Linked DNA regions of Homo sapiens: region 2 is linked to region 1. The links are chromatin loops, found by intact Hi-C in ENCODE. Cell type or tissue: endothelial cell of umbilical vein. All regions are shown on one strand.

Evidence for each region. Hi-C counts contacts between places; a loop is a spot of excess contacts. Peaks named below come from ENCODE experiments on the same cell type or tissue, not always from the same donor. Only the 100,000 strongest peaks of a DNase experiment are listed, where the experiment ranks them.
Region 2: it touches region 1 in a loop (6-fold over the local background); 1 of 110 quality-filtered maps calls a loop at or near these places.

What each region holds. Positions count from the first base shown.
Region 1 is chr6:148,266,488-148,268,987 of GRCh38, forward strand. It overlaps a transcript of SASH1 not described here. Among named protein-coding and RNA genes, the nearest start is that of SASH1, 75 kb to the right of the region's middle. In endothelial cell of umbilical vein, no CTCF peak of the experiment used is centred here; a DNase peak (open chromatin) is centred at 1,464; H3K27ac peaks cover 1,824 bases.
Region 2 is chr6:148,366,074-148,368,573 of GRCh38, forward strand. All of the region lies in intron 1 of SASH1 (SAM and SH3 domain containing 1), which reads left to right. Among named protein-coding and RNA genes, the nearest start is that of SASH1, 24 kb to the left of the region's middle. RefSeq lists enhancers at 473-1,349, 1,350-2,225. In endothelial cell of umbilical vein, no CTCF peak of the experiment used is centred here; a DNase peak (open chromatin) is centred at 1,458; H3K27ac peaks cover 2,500 bases.

The sequences.
Region 1 (2,500 bases):
AATGCATGTAGAGCTCTTAGCACAATGTATACAAAGGGCCCAATGTTAGCTCCTACTGCTGTTGTATTATTATCAATAACAATTCCAACGTAAGAGAAGCTCTAGAAACAAGAGAGCTTTTCTTTTCTTTTTGGACAGGGTCTTGTTCTATTGCCTAGGCTAGAGTTCAGTGGCATAATCATGGCTCACTGCAGCCTCAACTTCCTGGGCTCAAGTGATCCTCCCACCTCAGCTTCCCAAGTAGCTGGGACTACAGGTGTGCACCACCATGCCCAGCCAATTTTTTTTTAATTTTTTTTTTTTTGGTAGAGATGATGTCTCACTATGTTGCCCCAGCTAGTCTTGAACTCCTAGGCTCAAGTGATCCTCCCACCTCAGCCTCCAAAGTGCTAGGATTACAAGTGTAAGCCACCATGCCTGGCCTCTTTTCTTTTCTTTTAAAGGGAGGCTGGGAAAGCCGGAGAGCTAGTAGGAGCCAGGGCACATAGAGAGTGAGGTAGTAGCATGCCTAAGGTACACCTCAGCAGTTCCAGAATTCTGCTGCGAGTGGTCCTCCATCAAACTACTTCACCTCTCTGAAGTCTAGTTCGCTTACCTGTAAAGGAAAGATAATAACCAACTCTAACCTACTTCACCAGGTTGTCAAGGATTCAAATAAGACACACATCTGTAAAAGCACTTTGTATGTCTTAATGGAAATGTTAGATATTGCTTTCACATATGTTACAGATAACTGGCTATTGTTTCAATCAAGTCAGCGGTTCTAAACTTTGGCTGCAAATTAGAAGCACCCGGAAGCTTCAAAAAATCCAAATGCCCGGGCCACACCATAAACTAAGCCAGAATCTCTTCCGTGGGACCCAGGCCCAGTACTACTTTGTGTGTGTGTGTGTGTGTGTGTGTGTGTGTGAGATGGAGTCTCACTCTATCGCCCAGGCTGGAGTGCACTGGCGAAATCTCGGCTCACTGCAAGCTCCACCTCCTGAGTTCAAGCAATTCTCCTGCCTCAGCCTCCCGAGTAGCTGGGACTACAGGTGCCCGCCACCACGCCCGGCTAATTTTTTGTATTTTTAGTAGAGACGGGGTTTCACCGTGTTAGCCAGGATGGTCTCAATCTCCTGACCTCATGATCTGCCTGTCTAGGCTTCCCAAAGTGCTGGGATTACAGACATGAGTCACCGTGCCCGGCCCCAGTGCTACTTTTGTAAAGCTCCCCAAGTGATTCCAATATCCATCCAACATTAAGAGTCAAGAAATAAAATGTTTCTTAAACCTTCCCAATGATAAGGAGCCCCAGAGTCCCACCATACCTGCAGAATCAGCCTTCGAAGGGAAGGGGGCGTGGAGTCTATTTTCAACAGGCATCCTTAGCTGACTCTTAACAGCAAGCAATTATGAGAAACAATGTGTTGAATCATAGTCTGAGAGTTGGAAGGGATGTTGTTTAAAGTCTTCACCCTTGAATCATCTCAAAACCATGTGAAACTTTATGAATCCCACGAACGAAAGGCCAATGTGTGTTAACCCACTACATGAACAATAAATAATACGACTTTTAGCTATTCCTCTGTGCTGGAATCATCACCAGCCTCTCAGTTCCGTTTAGTTCCTGAACTTTCTAGTTCAGGAAATTTTGACTGACTGAAGAGATTTGCAATGATAAGAAACTTTTCTGAATCAAACAATTTGGGATGCTAGGAAATGCACAGAAAGAATCTTTCATTTAAAAAGAAATATTCAAATATTGTGAAATAAAATAATAAGCTGAGCTTTTTGATGTCCACAAAGAGAGCTGACCTCCAGGTGGTACAGACACAACTAAATTTTTATTATTTTTCTTTCAAAAGGAAATATTGCACAGTTCTATAAAGCTTACCCTATTACTTGAAGCTCACATGGGAAAGATAGGCAGATAACATTTAATGTAAATAACATACAAACAAGCTACTATGTCGCAGAAAAGTGGAAAATATCAAGAAAAAATGTAATCAACTGCTGATATGCAAGTTGTAAAACTCTGCTCAACTCTGTGCAATTTCCCTCATCTACCATTTTGAAAGCATCAAACTGACAGAATGGTTGGTCTATCAGCTTCTGCTGAACATTCTCATGTTGTCATTGAAAAGTTAAGCTTTGTGGAATTCTGTTCCCTCTGGGGTCACATTTACCTGCATGGCCTAAGTAGTTAACCTTAAAATATTTTCTCCTTTCTATTTCTTGCACTGTTTTGAGTCCAGCCTTCATCTCAGCTTTGTTTGAGCCACAAATACTGTCAATATTCAGAGACTATATTTATTTCTAAGCTTTTTAAGAAGAAAGATAATGGAGATTGATTTTAATAAATAGATGAGTTTCAGATATTTGCATTTCCTTTATAATGGCTTCATATCGGTTACTCAGTTCTAAACTTTGTCAGATAAGGCATTGGGGAATAACAATGCTGGATCCAGTTTGAATTATGTCTTTGGAAATTATAGCCACTCGTTTCATGTAATAAGCA
Region 2 (2,500 bases), 100 kb after region 1:
CTGCACTCCAGCCTGGGGGATAGAGTGAAACTCTGTCTCAAAAAAGAAAAGAAAAAAAAAAATTAGCCAGGCATGGTAGCGCTGCCTGTATTTCCAACTACTTGGAGGGCTGAGGTGGGAAGATTGCTTGAGCCTGGGACATTGTGGCTGCAGTGAGCTGTGTTCGCGCCACTGCAGTCCAGCCTGGGCAAAAGAGGGAGAGCCTGTCTCAAAAACACAAACCAAAAAAAACCCATAGAGATCATTTTTGAGAAGAAGTTTAAGAAAGGTAGACACTGTGCTGAGGAACTTAGTTGCTAAGATATAGACACAAGAAAATATTGGATACTTGGAAGGAGACGAGCAGACAACAGAACAAGAAGAACTTCATTTAAAGTCTTGTCCGGACTTGGTGGGGCGATGGTGCATTTCTGGTGTCTGACTTGCAATGTCTGGATCCTGAGTATAAGCTCGGCAAGCATTTAGGTTTGGGCCTGAATTTTGTCATTTGTAAAACTAAAAGAAAATAGGGATTCCATTTGTTTTGTTTGTTTGTTTGTTTGAGATGGAGTATTGTTCTTGTTGCCCAGGCTGGAGTGCAATGGTGCGATCTCAGCTCACTGCAACCTCTGCCTCCCAGGTTCAAGCGATTCTCCTGCCTCAGCCTCCTGAGTAGCTGGGATTACAGGTACGGGCCACCAAGCCCGCGTAATTTTTGTATTTTTGGCAGAGACGGGGTTTCACCGTATTGGTCAGGCTGGTCTCAAACTCCTGACCTCCTGATCCTGCCCGTCTGCCTCCCAAAGTGCTGGGATTACAGGCATAAGCCAAGGATTCCATTTGGATACGCTTCTGCAAGTAATTTCCCTTCCTTCTCATCATCTTTGGGTTCTGATGGATTCTGTAACTAGTGGGTAGCTTTTTTTTTTTTTTTTTTAAGACTGAGTCTTGCTCTGTTGCCCAGGCTGGAGTGCAATGGCGTGATCTCTGCTCACTGCAACCTCTGCCTCCCAGGCGCCTGCCACCATACCTGGCTAATTTTTGTATTTTTAGTGGAGGCAGGGTTTCACCACATTGGCCAGGCTGGTCTCGAACTCCTGACCTCAGGTGATCCACCTTCCTCGGCCTCCCAAAGTGCGGGGATTACAGGCGTGAGCCACCGCACCTGGCCACAGTGTATCTTTTTGTTATTGTATTAGGTTGGTGCAAAAGTAATCGCGGTTTATAATTATGCTTCCTTAAGCTAAAAACTTAGGTGAGAACACACCTCAGTCCTTTTAGCAATCCTCAGTTGAGTCTGACCATGCACATTCTTACTTACAAGTTTTAGTTGTCTGAGCCACCGCTTAGCTTGGTTTTTAGTTGCATGGCTGCCAAAGAATTGTTTAGCCAGAGGCCCTGCGCAGGTCTGCAGGGAAACAGAACAAAACACATTGCTCTTGTTTACGTCCTCGGGCTGAACCACCCATTTCTCTGTAGCAGTCAGGATTTCCTCAGGAAGCTTTCCTTGGGGAGGGTGGACCAGGGTGAAGCAGGATGTGATGACACGCAGCCCTCCTGCCCTCTGCAGCCAGCTGAGGTGAAGCCTCTATCTGTATCTGGCCTATGCTTCCTAGTCTGTGAGTTACAAGTCCAGGTCTTCTGCCCCAGGTTGGGGTGATGGAGTTGGTGGGGATGGACGGAGCTGCTGCCCCCATCCCCCTGGCTCCTTACTTCCATTTCATTTTCTTATCTGCAGTGCTGGGGTGAAAAGCCCAGGAGGGGGACACCCCTCGGAGGCCTCGAGTGCCTGGGTGGCAGCGGCTGTGCCAGCATTTCAGTCACAGCTTTTCCCATGGGGCCTGTGGGTGGAGTCGTTCAGGGCTGCGGGGTCTACCGCAAGCCCAGCCTCAGGAAGAAATAATGGAGTGGAGGATGTGGCAATTTGGCCTGGCCAAGCACCCAGCCATATGTTTCCTCAATTCAGGTTAAGTGAATTATTCAACTGTACACTGTAGGCATCTCAGGAGTACTGTTAACTAACCCTAAGTTTTATTTTAAAATATTATGGGGTGGGGATTACTTTCTGTGGAAGGCCTCAGTAGATGGCTTTATAGTTTAAATAAGCAGTAAGGTTAGCTTAAGCTTGTTGTGTGCCCAACTGCAGTGAGCCCGTACTTCTGTGGTGGTGAAGGCAGATTTTGGAGTAGACAGGAATGGATTTGAAGCCAGGATCTGCTCTCTTTTTTCTTTTTTTGTTTTTTAGACAGAGTCTGTTGCCCAGGTTGGAATGCAGTGGCACGATCTCGACTCACTGTAACCTCTGCCTCCCAGGTTCAAGTGATTCTCCTGCCTCAGCCCCCTGAGTAGCTGGGATTACAGGCGCAAGCCACCACACTCAGCTAATTTTTGTGTTTTTAGTAGAGACGGGTTTTCACCATGTTGGCCAGGCTGGTCTCAAACTCCTGACCTCAAGTGATCCACCTGCCTCAGCCTCCCAAAGTGTTGGGATTACGGGTGTGAGCCACTGCTCCCAGCTAGG